2 separate regions of the Homo sapiens genome follow, and region 1 is linked to region 2. The links are chromatin contacts, found by Hi-C or POLR2A ChIA-PET in ENCODE. All regions are on one chromosome and are shown on one strand. The core of a region is the stretch at or near the end of the contact, and the rest is flanking DNA. Distances in the headings are between cores, read along the strand shown.

The links. Hi-C counts contacts between places; a loop is a spot of excess contacts on that map. ChIA-PET counts read pairs that join two places held with the same protein, here RNA polymerase II (POLR2A). Pooled maps may share reads with other maps.
Region 1: a loop to region 2 is called in a pooled map, with 5 times the contacts of the local background. The contact joins two enhancer-like sites. A Hi-C loop is called at or near these places in 4 of 50 pooled maps. POLR2A ChIA-PET finds 5 or more read pairs at or near these places in 3 of 52 experiments (CD8-positive, alpha-beta T cell, H1 and activated T-cell).

The regions. Positions count from the first base shown.
Region 1 is chr14:98,172,180-98,178,111 of GRCh38, forward strand. No RefSeq gene overlaps it. Among named protein-coding and RNA genes, the nearest start is that of LINC02295, 39 kb to the left of the region's middle. Within about 2 kb of position 3,317, at least 2 of the 41 ENCODE cell types and tissues checked have a DNase peak (open chromatin) inside an H3K27ac peak, as active enhancers do.
Region 2 is chr14:97,404,055-97,409,795 of GRCh38, forward strand. No RefSeq gene overlaps it. Among named protein-coding and RNA genes, the nearest start is that of LINC02325, 52 kb to the right of the region's middle. RefSeq lists an enhancer at 1-40. Within about 2 kb of position 4,322, at least 2 of the 41 ENCODE cell types and tissues checked have a DNase peak (open chromatin) inside an H3K27ac peak, as active enhancers do.

The sequences.
Region 1 (5,932 bases), core at 2,067-4,566, 770 kb after region 2:
CACAGTGGGCACCACCTCCGGCCAGGCCATGGTGGGTGGCTGTTTATCTGTGTGTCCACAGCTGCCTACCAGGCATATTAAAGGCCATGAAATAAGGATGAGGCCTAGGAGGGGTAATTAAAGCCACGGTGACATTGATCTGCTGAGATTTCTGAGAGAGCCCAGAGCACACAGGGTGATTCTCCATCTTACCTCATGCAGGCCCAGCCTGATTGGCCCCCTGGGCATTGCTGGGGCCAAGGAACCTCACCTGTGGCCGGGAGACTCCCAGGGCAGAGCCACGCTGGCTTTAGAGGCTGTGCAAAACAGGAGGCCTGGGCCTGGGGGGCAGCCCAGCTGCTGCGCTTTGCCCTGAGAAGGCAGGAGCAGGCCAATCTATTAAAGACACAGGTCCCCATTCTCAAAGGTCTCGAAAGTTAACCTCTTCCCCTCCTAGGCCCAGAGACTCAGCCAGGTAGAGAACCTGAAATGCTCCAGGGTCATGCCATCTGCAGGGCAAGTCCATCTTTGCACATTGGCCCAGATGCCCACAAAAAGGTTGCAGTCTGGATGCAAATTAAGTCAACAGTTAATTCTTGACCCTCTACCCTGAGCTAGGAAGGGTGCTTACTTATAAAAATAGGAACATGTAATATTTTCTTGCAATAATAGTCTTTGCAAAGATGGACTCTTTGATCAGAACAATAATTGCATTCTTACTGTTATAGTTACCGATCAGTGTTTCTTTGTGATCATTTTAGCTTCAGTTTTACAATTAGCATAATGAATGAAATTAATTAATGTATGTTCAGAGTCAGAAAGAACCAACACTGGCTTTGGTTTTACCCATGACTTGGGCAAATCATTTGAGCATATTGTGTCTTCATCTCTCTATTGATAAATAGAGATAAAAGTAATCAGTGCCATAGATTGGAAAGGATCAAATGAAATGATTGCAAAATCACGAGCTTAGGAATCCTTAGTTCATTTGCTCCCTAGCTATATGTTAGATTCTTTCTTATACTTAAGATTATTACCTCCTCACAGTCCTGTGAAGTGGTCATCAGCCACGCACTTTACAGATGAGAAAACTGAGGCAGCAAATCCTTTCTGAGCTGTGATTCCATATGAGGAGACTCCATACCCACCCCATCTCAGAGGGGATTACTGAGGAGCTCACGCTGCAGGAAGCCCAAGTTATTTTTTGTCTTCCAGCTGCTAAAATCAGACAAGTAGAAGGCAGGTGCCCTGCCTCAAAGCCTGCGATTGCCTTCCTTCCTGCCTGCCCATGAACTGGCATGCACTGTACTTCGTTACATCATTGCAGCTTCTGGTCTTCCTTTGTGAAAACCTGGCCTGTTTTTTGCCCTCTTCCTTCGCCACACTGGTGGGGGATGGGAGCTGCCCCTCTGATCTTTGCACTGTAAAGGAAGTAGCAGCAACCCTATCAGATGGGAGGAGGGAGAAGTTTTCTTGGGGCCTAGAAAAAAAAATAGCCTGTCTCCCACACAAGTGGGGCACCTGCGGTGAGATCGCCGGTCTAAATATAAAGAGATGCTTTTTTTTCTCATGAGCTGTCTTGAGTGGTGTGAAAGATTCTTCCAGAATTTTGGAGAAGACGTACCTAACTAAAGTCCTAGAAAAAGCCCTGTCTCCTGTGATTTCTACCTGACTCTACCCTCTGTGTTTCTAAAGAGGGTGGTGCATGAGCTTTAATAGTGGAGAGCTGTGCACTGGCTGGAGGGTGGGAAATGCACATCTGAACACTGCTTCACATTAAATGCACTGCATTGCAAAGACCCTGATTAGAGAAAGGCTTGGAGAAATAAGTTACCAATTGTTGAATGCCCACGGTCTATGCGTCTGCTTACTTAATGTAGGTTTAATGTGAGTGCCATGAAGCCTCTTCTGGGTAATAGCAATCTTAGGCAACATTAGGGAACACTTACTGTGCATCGGTCCCTGGGCTGATCTTTTATTCCGGCCAAGGGGCCTCCCTAAGAAGAGTTTAGGATGACTGCTATGCACATTGAGGTTGGGTGACACACCCATGAGGGCATCACCCCAAATTAAACCTGGCCAGGCTGACAGCAGTCTGCCCTCAACAACTTGGTTGAAGAATGTTCTCTGCTTTCCATGCATGCCCTACTTGTGAACAACACCTAATTGATAAAGTGAAACTGTGTGTGGTTCTTGGTTGCCATATGTGTGGTCCACCTATGGAAAAGAAGAAAGACCTTCTCTTGAGACTTATTCTGTTCCAGCCTATAATCTTATAGTCATGATTCCAAAGAAGTTTTGCAAAACCAAAAGTAGTTTTTATCATTAATCTGGTGGTAAAACCTGACCTGAACTGATAGAACTAATATAAGGCTATTTATAGTCTTTATTTTTCTCATGTAATGTAAACAGTCATTTATTTCACTGCAAAAATGTTGTGTTCTATCCCTAAGTGCTGTCCTAGACTCCTCTGCAAGATGCTCTACGATATGTAATTATGAGACATATTATTTTAAATGTACCAAATTCTGATTTCTAAATTACATGTGGTTTCAAAGGTTTCTGAAAACAGATCGTGGGCCTGCAAACCAAATCTGTAGTCCCACTTTGAAGGTGTATCCTGTAGACACCCTTGGATAGTGGCAATTATAGGGGTCAGAGAGATCGATCAACCTCAACCCTAATTCTCGTTTATGAAACTAAAGTCTGTGGCATCCTCGGCCAAACTGGAACTCATTAGAGCCTCAGGTTGCCCAGTTACAAAGAGGAAAACAGCACCAGCTTCCTTGCAAGGTTTCTGTGAGATTATATACTTAAAGGTTATTCATGTATTGGCCATTGGGACACTCTAAGGTTGTCCATATTTGCAGATGTTCTTTGTAATGAATTTCAGAGTCAAGCACAAAGATGTAGTAAAATTTTCACCTCTTCCAAATTTGCTGTCCTGTGCTTGGAGTAGGACATGGCCCCTGGGAGCTTGGGGCTGGGGAGGAGGTAACAGCCCATGAAGACCTGCCTAGGTCAGGGCAATTAGCAGGAGCCACCAAGACCTTCTCAGTATTAATTAGCTGTCCCTGCCCTGGTGCTACAGAGGATTTCCAGGCCTCTGGAGAGCCCTCAGGGATGTTGCCACTCACAAAAGAGCTCAGCTCTGACCATAAGAGCTGAGTAAATAGGATGAAGCTTGGCTTCCAAAGGGCCAGGGGCTGATGCAAGAAGTATCTCTCTGTGCGCAGGTGAGAGGCAGACTCTGGAAGGATGAAGTGCGGACAGTGGGTGGAAGGACTGGGGCCTGGTACCTGCATGCTCAGCCTCCCTGTTTCCACTCTGATGTGGCTAGTCTTTCTCCTCTCTGTTTCTTCCTTTTTTTTTTTTTTTTTTTTTTTGGTTTCTGCTCTGATCTCTCTGTTTCTCTCCTGCATTGGGCCTCTCTCTAACCTGCTTCCTTCTACATGTCTCTGTCTACGACCTTGCGGTTTGGTCCCTGTCGGTCTCTCTCTAGGCCTTTCTCCCTGTCTCTGTGGCTGTCTCTTCTCACATGCATACTCCAGGGCATTCTACCCTCAGAGCATAAAGCTTAAGTCATGTGGCGGCTGATGGTCCCTACTCTTCCACTGAGCCCATGGTTCTCTCCAAAGAGAAGGTGATTCATAGAGCACAGGATAGCTGGCATTTTCTGGGTGACAGTTCTATTATATTTCAAACAGAAATATTTATTCAACAGATATTTATGGAGCACCTATCACCTGCCAGACACTGTGGATGCAATAGTGAACAAGAGAGGAAGTCTTTGCTCTAATGGTGGGCTGGGGAAAGGCATTATATAGAGACGTAAATGAGACCCGGCATTTCAGGAGGTGATAAGTGCTCTGAAGAAAAATAAAGGCAGATGATGGGATAGAAAATGCTGGGGGCAGGGGAGAATGATCACTGACAAGGGAGCTTTGAGGTGTCCTGAGCGAAGTGACAAAGTGTGTTGCTAACCAGGAAAGAGCTTCCCAGACAGAGGAAAAGAGAAAGTGCAAAGACCCTGCGGCAGAAACCTGCTGGGTGTATTTAAAGATTAGCCAAGAGTACGCAAGATGATAGAATAAAGGGCCAGAGAAGCTTAATATTTTCCCATTTGATCTTTGCAATCTTTCTTCTAGAGAGAGGTCATTAGCCAAATGTGGATCAGAAAATAGAAATTGTTGGACACAAATCACAGAAATTTCAAGTTAGTTACTAAGGTGAGATTCTAACGAAAACCTACAAAGAACAAACTGCCTTCCACAAGGCTTTACTAGAGCTGGGGGACTTAGAATGAAGCTGTAAGCAGCAGCCAGCTATTAGGATCTTATTCAAATGGAGTGGCATAGGGACAGAGCAACTGTCCCAGCCTCCAAAGTCAGGAACAGCTACCACAAGTGATAATCCTGAAAACTCTGGCTTCTAGGAGGAGGCGAGAAACAGCATGAGGATAGGTTGAAATCTGAACCCCAAAACAATTGACCACTCACAACTAAGGAAACTGGGGCTCAGAGATGTCAAGCATTTCATCCAAGGCCCACAGCCTGTGAGCAGTGAGATCTAAATTCAAATCCTTCCCCTTCACCTTGTTGCATGGTACTAGCGTACAAGTGTAAAATGAGATTGAAAAATTCAAGCAAAAGGATGCCAGAGAAAAATACCATTTTTCTCCTAGTATTTGAAACACGCCTTTAATTTGGGTTGAATGGATTTGTGAACCATCAGCAACAGCATTTCATTGACAAAGACTATTTTCCACCAAGAAAAAAAGAGGGTTATTATTTTAACCTCCCACCTCATTCATTTTCTAAAAAGAGTGAAACGTGATTTTGAAAGAAGAATTACATACATTGATATCACATGAGTGGGAAGCAGAAGCCGTCAATGAATCATCTCCTTTCTACAACTCTCAAATCAATCCAGACACATGTCAGGTTGATGTCCATGGTGTGGGACCATTTCCCTGATTGGATCTTCACTTAAGGTGTGTTGGCATAAGGGAGAGAGGAGAGTCTCTGGCACCTTCACCTTCAATATACAGTGAACATCCACGATAAACTCAGTCATAGAAACATTCATTCACTAATTTATTATTTTATTCTTTCTCTTCCTTCCACTTTTGCTCATTAAACAATGTACTGTGTACCTACTGGGTGTTGAGTCCCCTGCTGCCTATGGAGCATCCAAAGACCAACAAACTACAGTCTCTGCATTTTATTAAATTGGGTTTATTTATGAGAAACAAGGCTGGGTTCCTTTCCTTAGGGAACTCACATTCTAGTGGCAGCTGGACAACTGAAGACACTAGAATCCAGCCTGAGGTAAGGGTCAAGTCAAAGGTAGGATGGGAGGAGTCAAGGCTCTGTACCAGGGACCTGAAGACATGAGTGGAGAAAAGGTTCTACTTGCCCCCAGACCTCAGTGGGCTGCCTTGGGGTGCAGGGGTACAGCCTTGGTCTGTGGGGCTCAGGGGGGTCGGAGCAGGACAGAGAGCCCAGATGACAGAGCATAGTGTTTGTCAGAGGGGATGCAAGAAAGGACACATGCATTGCTCTTTGCATGGAAATATTGATTATTTGAGACTCTGAAACCCAGACTGAGTCACATCCTCTGGTAGGAAAGCCCCTGCCCCAGTCCCTCTCTGGGGTTCAGCCAAAACACTGGAAACAGATGAGGGGCCCCAGCACAGTGATCACACTTGCCAGGATTTTTGTTCTGACCAGGTGTGCCCCATACAGATTGTTGAAGTTGTATTCTGACTCTTGGGGCTTTCTAAAGACTTGAAAACCAGATTCACCTACAGGTGAGACTGCTACGGAGTATACGGATCACAGTAACAAATTGCTGTGCGAAGATCAGGAGAATGGTCAGGTTCTGGTCTCTAGTGTCCAGTTAGATAAGAGGCTTTGGGCAAATTACATAACCATTCTAAGTCCAATCTTAG
Region 2 (5,741 bases), core at 3,072-5,571:
TTGCAAACCGTGGAATAAGACCTTGTGGGTTAAATTTTGATGAAGGTAAAAACAGCGTTGCCTCTTTTCTGTCGTCTGTGTGTTTATCCTCCCCTCCCCCAATAGTGGATGACAGTTCTGCCTTTTTCTACTTTCCTGGCACCTTTACCTTACAGCTTGCATGTCCAGCTCTTCCAGGTTGATTGCACCCCATTGATTACCCCATCGCATGTTTGACTGTCCTTCCCCATTGGACCCAGTGGTCCCCGAGGGCAAGGTTTGAGCCTCCCTCACCCCTGAATCCTCAGGGCCTGGCAGGGGCCTGGAGTTCACGATGTGCATGTTTCTGTGGTCACAGAGCAACCCACATGCTTTTGCGTATTTGATGTGGGGGAGCGAGATCAGGGAGATCTGGTCACCCTGGGGGCACCCACTCTGTGCAAGGCCCTTGGCTGGGTGGCTTACATCATTGTCCCCTTGTAAGTGATTTCTTTCATTTTGCAGAGGAGGAGACTATGCCTGAGGATGATGAAGCACCTTTTCCAGGGGTGAGCACCTCTGCGGCTCTCTTCTGAGCAACACCTTCATAGAGACAACTGCCTTCCAGCCTCCCCTGTGAGCATTTCTCACAGCCCCTAGAGATCATCCTGTCCAAAAGTGAGCAGGTGGTCTGTGCTGCCCATTACCTCCAACTTTTCCTGCCACCTTAAATGGGATCTCCATCCACCTGCATTTGTGGCAGGTTCTCCACCTTTGGTCCCCATTACAGGTGCACGAGTCCATCCACTTCTCACTGCCTGCCCAGAGGCCACCGTCAGTCACCTGAGCTCCAGATCTCTTTGCTTCCTCTCTTGCCACTCACTAATCTCTTACTCATACTGCAGTGATGTCTTCAGAGTATGCATCAGGTGAAGTCCCTTCCTTTCCCAAATAAAACTATTTGTAGGAGAGAAACCTACAGATTGCTCTCCCTGATATGTCTCCCATTCTAGCCTCCTCCCATGTCATCCTTCAACCTGTTAGCCAGCCTCGCTGGTCCTCTCTCCCTTCTCTGAAGGTGCCTTGTTTCTTTACAAATTGTGCTGTCCTTTGGCTGGGCACAGTGGCTCACACCAGTAATCCCAGCACTTTGGGAGGCTGAGGCAGGCAGATCACCTGAGGTCAGGAGTTTGAGACCAGCCTGGCCAACATGGTGAAACCCTGTCTCTACTAAAAATATAAAAATTAGCCGAGTGTGGTGGTCTGCACCTGTAGTCCCAGCTACTTGGGAGGCTGAGGCACAAGAATCACTTGAACCCGGGAGGTGGAGGTTGCAATGAGCCGAGATTGCACCACTGCACTCCAGCTTGGGTGATAGAGTGAGACTCTGTCTAAAAAAAAAAAAAAAAAAAATTGTCCTCTTCCCTGTTGCAGCTCTCCTGGCTCTTCAGGGTGATTTCTCCAGCAGCAATATTGGAATTATTAACAGGAAAGACTTTTTAAGCGTGATGCAAAATCCAGAAGCTCAAAAAGTAGATTGATGGATTTTTCTTTCTATAAATTTGTAACTCCTGTCTTGCAACCTATGTGATATATGTCAGACTAGTTTCTTTCATATGTAAAGAGCTTCTACAAATTGTTAATATTGCAAAACAATCCAATGGAAAAATACTGAAAGAACTTTAGTAGACAATTGGCAAAAAGGAAACAAATTACTATTTAAAATAGATTCTCAATTTGTTTGTAATAAGGAAAATGCAAATGGCAATGGGGGAATGGAAAAATGGACTTTGTAGATGTGGTATGTGTGAGTGGTCAGTTAGTGCATCGGCTTTGCAAAACGAATTGGGGGTTTGTGTCAAACTTGACATGATTCATACTCTTTAACCTGGCAGTTCCACTTTAGCACTTTAGCTTTTTGAGGTACTTACAGAAATTCACAAAAATGTGATTTTTGTGGCTTTGTTAGGATAGTGATTAATTGGAAATGATTTAACTTACATTTGTAGATTAAATAAAATGTCAAATATTCTTACAATGCAATGCCATGCAGCCACTAAAAGAAAGAAGCAGATGTATATATCTGCTGTCATGAAATGATCTCTAAGATGCATCTTTAATTAAAAAAAGAAAAGTACAGGCCAGGCACGGTGGCTCACGCCTATAATCCCAGTACTTTGGGAGGAAGAGGCGGGTGGATCACCTGAGGTCAGGAGTTGGAGACCAGCCTGGACAACATGGCGAAACCCCGTTTCTACTAAAAATATAAACATTAGCAGGGTGTGGTGGCACATGTCTGTAAACTCGGGAGGCTGAGGCAGGAGAATCGCTTGAGCCCAGGAGGCAGAGGTTGCAGTGAGCCGAGATCATGCCACTGCACTCCAGCCTGGGCAACAGAGAGCGACTCCGTCTCAAAAAAAAAAAATGTACAGAACAGTGTGCTCAATGTATTACCACTTATTAATGGGAAATGCTATTGCTTTTTGAAGGGAAAATGGTAGTGATAGGGTGCACTTCACTTTTGTACTGCCGACTTTTCTTTTAAACAATATATGTGATTTACCTGTTTAAACAAAAAAATTGGTATTAATTTTACAATAATATATTGAATGATGTAAATCTACATTTTGTATATATGTAGATGTATTTCTATAACTACATAAAATAATTTATCATTATATTATACACTGTACCTATAATAGGACATAACTGTGGCATGCTATGTTACAGGCTATGGTTATAGTATGACGTAGAGCTGTGGCTAATGTTATATACCATAGCCTAGTCATGACATATTGTAGGTACATATATATTAGTAATAACATAAATATATAAAAATAGTTATGCAAATATTTACATTTATATTCTGAACAGATAAAAACTGGAAGAAAATATAATGAAAAGTTAATTTTGGTTTCTCTGGGTGGTGAAACTATAAGTAGTTTTTTAAAACTTTTTTGTATATATATGTTTTAAAATTTGCATTGTAATTATTTGTGTATATGTGAGTATATATATGTGTATGTATGTATGTGTGTGTACACATATAATCAGCATAGATTATGTAGGCTGTTTAGTTTTCATGTGTAGTTTTCTTATTTCTGCCTGTTTTAAAAAAACTAATAATATAATTATACATAATTACATAAATATTCTGTTACATTTCTATCTGCCAAAGCAATTTCATATTAATTATTTCCTCTGGGTGCCCCATTGATCTGGAGATAGGCAGAATGTACATTAACACTACCATTTTACAGATGAGTAAACCGAGGTTCTGTCCAGTTCAATGGAAGGGTATGAGTCAGAGCCAGGGACTGTTGGCCAACTTGGTTTTAGGTTGATGATGGACTGGGTTCCAGGGAGCAGTAAGGGCTCTGGAGATCTGGAGACTGCCAGCCTCTCATTCCACATGTGCCCTGTTGCAAGGCCCTCGAAGCAACGCTGCCATTTCCAGGAGTACTGGGAGGAAGATAAAGGGATGTCCACAGTGGGCACATTAAGGATCTCTTGCTTTTTTCTTCTCTCCACTGCATTAATGTAGTTTTTAAAAATCATCATCATAGATCGGAAAATACATGAACGTATTGCATGTGAGTGTAATGAAAAACTGGAGAACACGCCAGTCTTTTTTTTTTTTTTTAATCTTTGTTGCATAGTTTTTTATCTTCTTTTTGTAAACAGAAAAAAAAAAAGCCTCGAGTCTCTGAAACAGCTTCCCATTCGACCTATGCAGGTCACATTTACATGTAGTTCTTAAACTGGTGGTTGAGCCTGCGTTTTGGCATTTACCCTTCCCAAATGCCTTGAGGAGGGAGCTTCATCTTTAGCCTCAGATCACGTCACTCTCGTGCTCAAAGCCGTCCGCTGGTTTGCATCTCACTGGGTGTAAAAGCCGAAGTCCTTGCCATGACCTTCGAGCTCCTGAGTGATCTCCCCCACCTCTGCCTCCCTCTGATTTGATCATTCTGCTCCAAACACATGTCCCCCCTGCTCTTCCTGAACACACCGAGCAGGCTCTGCCCCAGGCTTTGAACTTGCTTTTCCCTCTACTTGGATCTCTTTTCCCCTAGAGAGACAGGTGGCTTCTTCCCTTGCTGCTTTTTATCCTTACAGAAACCTCCCCTACCGTACGAGTGCTTTCTTAACCTCCATGTGCGTCATACTAACACATCACGCCACCCTGGGACTCCACAGGACTCCACATTTCCTTTAATGATTTATTTTTTCCCATAATGTGTATCCCCATGTGGCATGCTGTATATTATCTCCCGCCCCACCAATGGCTGGACTGGAAACCTCACGAGGACAGGGATGGTATCTTTTTTGCTCATTGCCAGCATGCAGGACCGTACAGAGGATGGAGGTAGTCAGTGATGCAAAACTGATTTTAAATTGTTTGGTGCTGTGCCAGAAGGAGTGATTATTCTCACTATGCGGCTTCCTCTGACCTCTGAACTCCTGCTGGAATGATCTGGACCGCTCAGTTTGGCATTTTAATTATATACTGTCTCATGTTACAACTTAAAGTGTTCTAATTTTACGTATTTGCTTATACGGTAAACATGTATTCAGCTTCACCTATGTATACCAAGCACCTCAGAAACCTGAAATCATTCCTTAAGACCAAAGAACAGATAACAGGCTGATAGCATGCTGATTTTGTTTTTTTATCTTCCACTTCCTACCTAGGACAGTGCAAGTAAAGAGTCAGCCCTCAAGAAAACAGAACAAAAAAGCAAGTCACTGGGCTGTGCACATTTAGTAAGCTCCACTGGTACCAAATGCTTGTAGGTTAATGAATTAGGAACATCAGTTTTCTTGGTGCAAATATGCTCCCAGCTTAGTTAAGAGGTTCTTCAGTTTGAATTTGTTTGGATGAAAACAAGATGGTTCCAAATTTCTGTGTAAATCTGAAACCAGACAAGTTTCACACAGTTGCACATTTCAAAAAAAAAAAAAAAAAAAAAGTTCTGCTCCCGTTTGGTAAGTATTCTGTGTATCTGAAAGGAGAAAAAAAAAAAAAAAACCTTGTAGTTTCCAATTGCAAAATGAGTCTTTATTTCCTCTCCAAAACCCTTTATGTGCCGTGAGTTGGTGAGTGTAAACCGGCTTCCTGGTGTGTGTGTGCAGCCCTGGGATGCCACAAGTCACATTTGTGACATGTCGGCTCTGGGAAATGCTGTGGAACCTGTCAGAACAATCCGTTCCACATAAATACAAAATGCTCTTTCTCACCCATGTCACCACGAACCTTTATTCAGGGCTTAAAACCCAGCTAGGCCTATATGAACAGCGTATGTTCGGAGCTTTTCCTACACACACAAACACGCACACACATACACACACATCTTTATCTTTCTGTCATTCTCTGCATTAACTACATTCTTAAAACCTGGAGGTATGCCAATCTTTTTTTTTTTTCAAAGAGGAAAAAAAATCAAAAGTTTTTGGTAATTGAAATTCATGACAAATTACAGACAGTTTTTTTCTTTCTTTTTTAGAACACCGTGTTCTTAGAAAAGTGTCTTCTTACTGAAATGAAAAAGCGTGGAAGCCGTGTGCGCCCGTGGACGTGGTTTTGTGACTCATGGCTGCCCTGGGCTGACAAGGACCAGTGTTTGATCTCTAAATCACGGGAAGACGAGTGTTGGATGTCAGGTGGTGGTGTGGTATCAGAGAAAATCGGTGGTCTTTTTGTTTTGCACCTGTGTTCTTTTGCTGTCGGCAAGGTGGGCCCAGGTAAAGCCAGCGTAGGTGAGCAAGGGGTCGCTGATTTTAAT